2 separate regions of the Mus musculus genome follow, and region 1 is linked to region 2. Evidence: chromatin contacts called from ENCODE Hi-C or POLR2A ChIA-PET data. All regions are on one chromosome and are shown on one strand. The core of a region is the stretch at or near the end of the contact, and the rest is flanking DNA. Distances in the headings are between cores, read along the strand shown. Region 1 holds the start of Rbsn (rabenosyn, RAB effector). Region 2 holds the start of Nr2c2 (nuclear receptor subfamily 2, group C, member 2).

Region 1 (5,099 bases), core at 487-2,986, 120 kb before region 2:
GGCAAGGGACACATTCAGAGTCACAAAGTAAGATTTTCTTGGAGGCAGGAGCTCAGGTCTGTGGAGCCCTAGGAGTTGTCCTCTCCATACTCAATGCTGTTGAGCTGAGGAGGTACGGTAAGGAGCCTAGGCCAAGAGACTGGCTTCATTTCATCTGCACAAGGAAGTAGAGACTGTGACCACCTTCAGACAGTCATTCCCAGAGTCAAATGGGTCAAGTGCCACAGCCATGCTAGGCTGGGATGGAGGCAGGAGGGATGGAGGCCACTTTCTGGTTCCAAAGACCTGCATCTTCCCTGAAGCTCCCACTTCTGGGGCCCAGGTTACTGCAGTCTAGATGGTGTGCTGGCTATAAAGCAAACAGACCTCAATAACAGATGGGTCTGTCTCTGTACCCTGTGGTTGTTGCATGGTACAGCTAGGTTCAGACATGACTGATCTGCCATACTGTCTTTTGTAAATTGCAGGGGCTATTCCTGGTTGTCAACTTGACTATATCTGGATGAACTACAATCCAGAATTGGGAGGCTCACCAGTGATCCTAATCTGGAGGCTGAGATAGAAGTTTCTGACCTGAATCTTGGCATGGAGATCTTGAGGCACAGTGGCTATGAATTCCAGAAGATTAAGACAGGAAGATCTCCAAGTCAAGGTTATCTGGGATTAAAGGTGTGGTGGCAGACACCTTTAATCTGGGCCACACCTTTTGCTGGAGACCTATATAAGGACATTGGAAGAAGGAAGATTGACACTCTCTTCTTCAACTGCTTGCCTTGTGGGACTGAGTGACTGCTAGATCCTTGGACTTCCATTCACAGCTGCTGCTGACCATTGTTGGGAATTGGACTACAGACTGTAAGTCATCCACCAATTCCCTTACTATATAGACTATAGAGTTCTGTGACTCTAGAGAACCCTGACTCATACATAAATGCCACTTATTTTGCAGAGATCTAGCTACCCTCATACTTTTTTATGCTTTTTTGAGATGGAGTTTCATGTATCCCAGTATGGCCTTGAACTTGCTATGTAATTGAAAATTAACTTAAATTTTTGGTCCTCCTGCCTCCATCCTTAGAGTATTGGTGTTACAGGCATGGGTGTGTGGTGGAAATTGAGTCCCAACCAGGATCAATTGAGCCAACTTCCAATCCCTGACACGACTCCTCAACGTCTCTACTTTCTTTGGCTCAATTTCCACGTCTTTCTGTCTCCTCAATGTGCTGAACATAACTTAGTCTCTCGCACTCAGAAACTTTTTTTTAACAACAACAACAAAAAAGTAAAAAAACAAAATTTTGTATGTGTGTTTTGCCTGCATGTCTGTGCACCACATGTGCAGTGCCCATGGACTCCAGAAGAGAGCATATAGGTAGCAGACAAGCAGTTTTTCAAACCTGGGTCCTTTGGAAGAACAACCGCTGTATTAAGGCATTTATGCAAAAATCTCAGAAACTTTTTAACGGTCTCTAAATAATGTTAGCGCTGCAGGCACATTATTTAAGAGCCAAAGTCTCAGTTTCCCCACCTATAGGGTGAGTGAAGGGCGAGTGTAGGGTTTCACATCGATGTGTTGCTAGGACCTGAGAGAACTTCGCAGTTTACCTCCTCCTACTGGGCCCGCCCCGTTGCGGCAGCGCCTGCGCAGCATCCTCTTCCAGGTTCAGTGCGCTCGAGGACTCGGCGCTCGACCGCCGCGTGTCAGTCTGTCTTCCGGTTTCTGCCCGGCGCGCCTGTCGAGCGCCGAGCCACTGATGGCGATGGCTGCCACTGGTCTCTGAGGAACCTCGTAGGCCGGCAGTCAGAACCCGAGGTGGAAAGGCAGGCTGCCGACTGCCTGTCGGAAGCCGCAGGGAGTGAGAAAGGGTGTCGCAGAGAGCGCGGCGGTGGCTGAGGTGGGTGTGACGTGTGGTTTGAGATGACGATGCGGTCGGGAGATGAGGCTTTGCGGGCCTCGGCGCCGCGCGGGTCTCTGCCCGCGCCGTGACGTGTTGCGTGATGTCCCGCAGAGTCGCGTCCCGCGGGTGCGCGTGGCCGTGCGGATCTCTACAGAGCCCCCCGGCTGGGTTTTTCAATCCAGTCTGGAGGCGAGAGTTTGCACAACTGGCCTTCTGGTTGCGGCATCAATTGCGGTGGTTTGTGGTGGCACCTAATTAAGTGACTTTATGTTAAGGTCCCCCACTTCATTCGCGGAACCCTATTATCCCGCTCTCCGAGTTCTCGTGGTGATGGCGAAAATCCCAGGCTCTCCTTCCCGGCTGCTGTCTTGTGTTAGTCACTTCACTTGTGTATAGGCTATGGCACCCCAGGCAGCTGCTGTGAAGGCATCCTGGAGGGAGCCTGCCTTGAGTAAGGGGCGTTTCTCCAGGGTGAGAACTGAGCTGCGATGTGTGGCCAGGGTGCACGGGGACGACTTCTGTTTGACTTTTTCTTCAGGATGAGTTGCAGGCGGGGAGGAGGCAGCTGTCACACCCAGAGGATCCTGTCAGCCACTGGCTGGGGAGAGAACCGGTCGGACCTGAGGCTGGCTGTTTAAGTGATGCCTCAGATGCTTTCCGGGATGGGTCTGCATGTGTGTAGTCTCTCGATTTATTTATTTAATCTCAAGACAAGGGTCTCACTATGTATCTATGTCTGGCCTGGAACTTGACATGTAAACCAGGCTGGCCTCAAACTCACAGGTATCTGTCTGCTTCTGCCTCCCACGCCTGTCAAATTTCTTAATTAAAGGAAATAACAGGCACCTAGCGTCCTGTTTAATTTATTTTCTGAGTTGCTGTCACCCTTCACCTTTGAGGACCAGATGGTACCCTCCTCTGTGCCCTCTGCAGCACACCACAATTCTAGCTACACAAACTCCCACTCTGTGCTGTGATATGTGGCCTCTAAAGTCTTGGAAACAGATTTCTTTGCTTCTGTGAAATGATTTTATCCTTGTTCTCAATGGTTAGGAGTCTTTCAGGGTCACATCAACAGTGACTTTGCTGTAGTCCAATAAGACAGAAAATGTAAGTTATTAAGCCCTGAAATGTTTAAGTATCAGATTTTTCTGTTGAAGGGCAGAGAACATCAGACCTGCTGCCCCACTGTTCTAATTTATAAAATCTAGTAAACACATCAACTCACTGTAAATGCAAAATATAATTTTCACTAATTTTATCCATCCATTCATCTAAACTAAGCGACAGTTTGCTATGTTGGCCAAACTGGTTTTGAAATCATAGATTCAAGTGAGGATCTTCTGCCTCAGACTTTTCAAAGTGCTGGAACATATTATCAAGCTGCACTGATAAGTTTCTTCTTTTTTAAAATCTTAATTTAAAGATACATTTATTTTGTGTGAAGGGGCTAGAGGACAGGCGTGTGTGGAAGCCAGAGGATAACTTTCAGAAGTGTATTCTCTCCTTCCACTTTTATGTAGTTCTGGTGATCAAACTCAGGGTAGGTGGCAAGTGCCTTTACACTGAGCCATCTCTCTGGCTCTTGATTTTTTTTTTTAAATACTTCTCTTTAAAGAAAAGTTGAAAGGCTTATTGTTTGTATTTGTTATTTTTTCTTTTTGGTGTTTAAAAAAATGACATTAACTTGTTAAAATATTTTGTGTGTGTGTATGATGTGTGCACACTCTGGTGTGGTATATATATATATATATATACATATATATATATATATATATATACACATATATATATACATATATATATACATACGTACATATATATATATATATACATATGTACATATATATATATATGTGTGTGTGTGTGTGTGTGTGTGTGTGTATGATGTGTGCACACTTAGGTATGGTATATATATGAAGATCAGAGGACAACCTTTGGGAGTTGATTTTCTACTTCTACCTTTAGGATGGTCCTGGCAATCAGACTTAGAAGGATATACTTTACCCACTGACTGGCATACACTTTACCCATCTTGTCAGATCTTGTTTTGGTTTCTTGAAACGGAATGTCACTGTGAAGCCCAGGCTGGCCTCCAGCTCAGGTTCCTCCTGTCTGCCTACACATCCAGAGTGCTGGCATTATAGTCATGAACCACTACACTTAGCTTCTGGCCTTTGTATTTCTAGCACATGTGCCTAACAACTACCAAGAGCTCAGTATATGTGGCAGAGTAAAAGTAGTGTTCATTGATAAGTATGCTACATATTTTCCTCAGTGACTAAAATGACATGGAAATCATGGTGTTGGCTATGCTGGTGACTTATGCCTGTAATTCCACAAGTCTAAAGCAAGAGGGTAGCAAGTTCAGAGCCTATGTAGGCTACAAAGTGAGCCCAAACCAGTCCAGGCAACTTAGCAAGACCCTGTCTTACAACAACAAAAGGGACCAGGTGTAATTAGTGGTAGGGGACTTGCCTACTATGTATTAGTTCTATGTCATATCCTTAGTACTAAGGAAAAGAATCCTCTCAAATAATGAGGTTGGACCATTTAAAATGACCTTAAAGGAAGTGCCCTGGGATCCTGTTTGCTTCTCTGTACAACTCTACTTCCCGCTTCATTGACTTACCAGTGTGTTCTGTGCTGTTCTCATATCTTGGTCTAAGGATTTGAGAAACAGTTTGTTTTCACGAACTTGTACCAAACAATCTTGTTACAAACTTGTGCCTTTGTTGAACTGTAGAAAAAACAGAAACCTTTTGTTGGCTGCTTATTTGCTTCAATTGACATTTGTTTTTCTTAGATTTCTTCTGCTGAAGAGAGGAAATCTCATCCAAGGCCACAATGTCACTTCCCAATTATCCGAGTGCTGCCTGCTCAAGCTAACACTGCCAGAGTCCTGCTCCCTCGGGAGGAGTCAAGCTTACTTGGCATGAGGTTCCTGCTTTCCTGGGGTTGAGAGAAGCACAACTATGGCATCTCTTGATGACCCAGGGGAGGTGAGGGAAGGCTTCCTGTGCCCTTTGTGCCTGAAGGACCTTCAGTCTTTCTATCAACTTCAGTCACATTATGAGGAAGAACACTTGGAAGATCGTGATGTCAAAGGGCAAATTAAAAGTAAGAAGTGAGGGTCTTTCTCATTTCATTCTATTAAAATTCTATTAAATTTCCTTAGTTAATGGAATAGATTTACAGGCT
Region 2 (4,857 bases), core at 1,537-4,036:
GGCAAGTTAAACCTCCAAAGACCAAAAAACCATCTCCTATAGCGTGTCACAGAAACATGAATTTCAGATGATGATCACACACAGAAGAAAAGGTCAGCCATTAAGTGAGATATAACAACATATACCTTTGATCCCAGCACTCAAGAGGCATAGTCAAGTGAATCTCTGAGAGTTCCAGGCTACCCAGGGCTACATAATAAGACCCTGTCTCCAAAAAAGGAAATCAGCTTTTCATAGTCAGCAATAAAGGAAGACAAACTAAAATGTAGGGAATATATATCAGGTGGCTAGGCTGGTTTTGATGAGCTTCAAGGGCCATTTCCTATTCTGTTTTTCAAGACAGGGTTGCAAGCCTGGAACTCATTATGTGGCCCAGATTGGCTTCAGTCCCCTTGAGATGCTAAGCTCCCTTCACAGATGATCCCTTTTGGTGTCCACTCTGATACTTCAAACCTTTGGAGCAAATGGCACACAGGAGAACTCAAAGACATACTCAAATGTGAACCTCAAGCAAGATACAGGCTATCTCACCAGTCTCACCTCTCTTGTCTGCAGTTACTGCAGCAAATCCTCACCCACTCTCTTCCATCCTTGTGTTGGCTCCCTCTTCCCCAGCTTACAAATGTATAACCTCAAAAAGACTGCTTAATCAAGATTCTGGGACCAAGTTTTTCTGACTCCATGACCCAAGATCCTTCTATCATACCAGGTCGCTTGGTATTAAAAACTTCTCCACCTAGGCATGGTAGCACAGACCAGCCTAAAGTCTCAGCTGCTCAGAGGCTAACACAGGAAATCACTAGAGGCCAGGGTTAAAAGGCCAACCTAGACAACTTCTCAAACAAAACAACAGAACTAAACAAAAAAACCCTCAAAAAGTCCTAGAATTCCTCTTATAAAGGGAAGAGACTGTTGACACAGACCTTACTCCCAATCCCAACACAGAATTCTCATTATGTAGCCCTGGCTGGCCTAGAACTCTTGTGTGTGATAAAGTCTTGTGCCAACCACCATACTTGGATGGTCTCTTAAAAGTTTGATTGACTACAGACTGACAAGGATTTCGATACAAAATAACTGGAGAAAACTGCAGCTTCAGATTGATAGCTGTGTCTCCAATTAGAACGCCCTTTTGTGGTTGAACAGCCTTGAACCTGTGATTAGGCTATTCTTGCTGTTATCAGAAACTAAAGGTATCAGGGCACTTTCTCACCCATGTGCCTGAAAGAAGGGTCTGCATCCTTAAAAGATCTGATATCATTACAATATCAACTGTATTGTGATTTTAAAATTTCCAGCTTTTGGAAAGAGAAAACCCAAAAGGAAGAGCCATCATGCTTTGGGAGTGGGAAAGGGGGTTGTCACTTTATTTCATGAAGATTCTATCACCTCATAAATATTCAGGAAAACTTTAAAATCCACAGTGTAGAACTCACTGGGCTGCAAGTCACTTTGGGACAGCTTATTCCAATCTCTTTTTGGAAATGTTTGCTTGGCTTAACTTACACTGTCTCTTGAGATATCCAAAGAAAGAATTAAAACTGAGACTGCTCATATTATTAAAAAGGTATTGTTTGATTTCAAATATTTTATTTTGGATACCGGATCTTATAGCCCAGGCTGGCCTAAAACTCTATGTAGCCAAGAATGACACTGAAACTTCTGATCTGCCTCCACCGCCCCAGTAACTGGGATTACAGATATGCAGCACTACATAAGTTTATGCAGTGCTAAGGATGAAACTTGATTTCCTACATGCTAGCCAGCCCTTCCTACTATGTTATATGCACAAATATTTTAGTCATCAGACTTTCCAATGGAAGCTAACATTATATTTTGTAAAGTTTGTTTTCCACTTTGATAAATGAGATTTTCAGTAGCTTCATAGCATCAATCAATTTTATCTCTGGGAAAGATAAATATGTTAAAAGAATGCCTACTGAAGTCCAATTCAAATTCCCTGCTTAGTATAATGGACATTTTATTGCTGGGCATGCTATCCCAACTGTCAAGTTCGGGTAAAAATGCACCAATTAAATATGCAGCACTTAGCTATCAATAGTATCAGCAACAATTTACTCAACAAAAAGTGTGGGAAAATCTTCCCTTCCCATCTTCAAGCTTGCTATCCAGAACCCAGCTCTTTTCCTGAAATCTATTCAAACATTCAGTGAAGCCTGACTTCCTCACCATCCAATTAAATTAATGCCCTCACGATTCCTTCAGCACATCATCCAGTTTCTTCCATTCTCTGACCATTCTCTGAGCCTTTGTATCCCCTCGGCATCCAAAATTCTGGGGGGAGAATGGCTCCTTGCCCAGGTCAGTTGAATCTCTGGAAGTAGTGTCCTAGTGTCTAAAGCTACGCACAACTGTGTTTAATGAAAGTAGGAAAGAGAATCACCTCACAAGTTTTCCACTCCAGTTGGTTCCTTATATATTTCCACATCACCATTTTGGGACTAGGGATGTTACTCAATGGCAGGGCCGTCCCCAGCACCACAATAAGACGAAAAAACTAACACCACCATTTGCAAATTACTTTTGAGGCTGGCAGAGTAGCTTGGACTCCATTTTCAGAGAACAGTCCCTCAAACAATGCTGAGGAGAGAGGCGAGGCTTGGCAAGAACGTCTGGTGTCCCAATTTCATGGACTGAAATTGAGCCCGCCAGAGGGGCTCCGTCCAGAGTCGTGAGGAAAGCGCGAACCCCGGAGAGCCTCCAAGTGCCGACGAACTCTTCCCTTCTGGCCGCGCCATGGGTTCAAAAAGCATCACCAGCTTCCCAGCCCGAGACCCACCAAGTTCCTCAGAGGCTGGCCCGCCCGGCCTCACACCCCGCACTAGCGGCCCCCGGGACCTCCCTCTCCCACCTGGACCAACCAGCACAGCCCCGGGGGCGGTGCCGCAGGCCGTGGCCCTCCTATAAGGGGGAACGATTGGCCAGCCCGGCCGTCACTCAGGAGGTCGTGCCCTGCCCACGCCTCCCTCCCTCCCCTTCCACCCTCCTAGTCCGGAAAAACGGCGGTTGGGCCAGGGTGGCAGCCAACGGCAGGCGGGGAGTGCTGGGGTGAGGAGCGGGGAACACAGGAAGAAGCGGGCAGGCCGGGCGCGCGCCGAGGGGAGCCTGGCCGGCGCCGCGGGGACAAGATGGCGGCGCTGGCGGAGGGCCAGGCGTGAGGCGGGGCCGCGGACAGTCCCCCTCTCCGCCCCCGCGGCGCGCGGCCGGCCCGGTCAGGACAGCGGCTCGCCGGGCTCGGCCGCGGGAGGGGAGGGGAGTGGAAGAGAGGGGAGGGAAGGGTGCGGCCCGGCCCACTATGCAAAGCGCCCGCTGCTGCCGCCGCCACCGCCCCGTGGCAAAGGTAAAAGGCCGCGTTCAGCCTCCGCGGCCTCCATGGCGGCGCAGGCCTGCCCTCCTCCGCCGTGCCGCGCTGCGCCGCGCCGCGCCGCGGCTTGGCCCGGCGGGCTTGCTCTTACCTCAGGGTCGGGCGCCACCACAACCGCGGAGCAGATCCCGTGTCTGCGGCCGGCGCCCCCGGCTAGGAGGGCAGGGCGCGGGCCGGGCAGGCGCCGGAGGGCAGGAGCCCGGGGGCTCGGGCGGCCGGGACGCCGCGGCGGGCCGGTGCGGAGCGGGGCGGCGGGCTGGGCCCTGGCACCGCCGGGGTCGCGGAGGGACCGCGCTTTGTTATTGTTTTTGTCAGTGAAAGGTCAGAGTTCGTGACCCCGGTGCCGCTGCCGCCGCCGCCCGCGCGCTGGGAGGAGGAGGGCGAATGTTCCTCTTCCTCTTCCCGGCGCCAGCCTCACCGCGGCGGCGGGGGGCGGGCGAGCACGCGATTGGCTGAGCGCGCGCGCGCACCGGAACGCCGCCGCTGCCGCTGCGGCCGCCGCCGGAGCTGAGGCCCGCAGGCCTGGGCCGGGCAGGTGCGGCCGATCCCGTAGGCACCGCTTGCAGGCTGGAGAAGCGGGCCCTTGCCTGGCGCCGCGCCGAGATGTTGCAAGCGAGCGGTGTCCTGGGAGTGCACTGAGCTCCCGGTACCTTCCTTGGGATGGATGGTAGCTTTCTGTTTTAAAGCTCCGAGGATGTGCATGCCTCTGGCCGGACCAGGCAAGTGTGCAGATGCCCCAGGCCCATTTTTAAAACAGGTGCTTAGCCTTGGAGCCCAGACTTGTGCAGTCCCGTGCCCCTCTCCTTCGCGATTTGAGAAAAGCAGCTTTGGCACGCACTGATTGCATTCTGAAAAGCCTCCGGGTTATACTTCTTCATTGGGCTTGGGAAGGTGCCGCCGTTTCCCTCTGAGTGTCTGCCTGCAATGTTCACCCACTCCCCTTGATCACCGAGCTGTGTAGATTGGATATACTCTACCATCTAATTACACACACACACACACACCTCTTGCTCATTAGAAATAAATGCTTCAAGATTTTTGCAGTAGACATTTAGGCTTACAATAGGGTGACTCTAACAATGCCCATAGTCTTAATCGACTTTCTATTTTGTGGCAAGTGTTTTAAACACAGTCCCCTCCCCTTCCTGTCTCCTGGGAAAGTGGGGGGGGGGGGGCAGGGATGTATCTCTGTGCCCTACAGACCCTGTAGCTGAAAGGAGCCTCTACAGGAGGCAAGGAAGTTTTCCTCATTTATAGAACGTGTGCCCCGGGAGAGCTCAGTAACATGCCTAAGGTAGCCCATATATAAGTCCTTTCACTGTAAAATCCTTGAAAATATGAAGTGGTCTGGAATAGAATTTTCCAAGAATTAAAGTTTATAGTGCTAAATAATACAGTGTAAAAATTCACGTTGATGGGGTTTTCGAAGGAACAGTACAATTGCTCACGTTTTAAAAATAAATCATAATGAA

What was found. Hi-C counts contacts between places; a loop is a spot of excess contacts on that map. ChIA-PET counts read pairs that join two places held with the same protein, here RNA polymerase II (POLR2A).
Region 1: a map of v-Abl transformed pro-B cells shows a loop between it and region 2 (2.4-fold over the local background). The contact joins the promoter of Rbsn here to the promoter of Nr2c2 in region 2. A Hi-C loop is called at or near these places in 2 of 37 maps with a recorded cell type or tissue (mature B cell and v-Abl transformed pro-B cells). POLR2A ChIA-PET finds 5 or more read pairs at or near these places in 1 of 5 experiments (embryonic stem cell).

Annotation. Positions count from the first base shown.
Region 1 is chr6:92,211,507-92,216,605 of GRCm38, reverse strand. Rbsn (rabenosyn, RAB effector) reads left to right here and starts at 1,736. Exons shown (of 12, transcript NM_030081.3): 1 at 1,736-1,895; 2 at 4,705-5,018. The coding sequence starts at 4,874.
Region 2 is chr6:92,090,362-92,095,218 of GRCm38, reverse strand. It overlaps Nr2c2 (nuclear receptor subfamily 2, group C, member 2), which reads right to left and starts at 2,786. Exons shown (of 15, transcript NM_001347342.1): 1 at 2,405-2,786.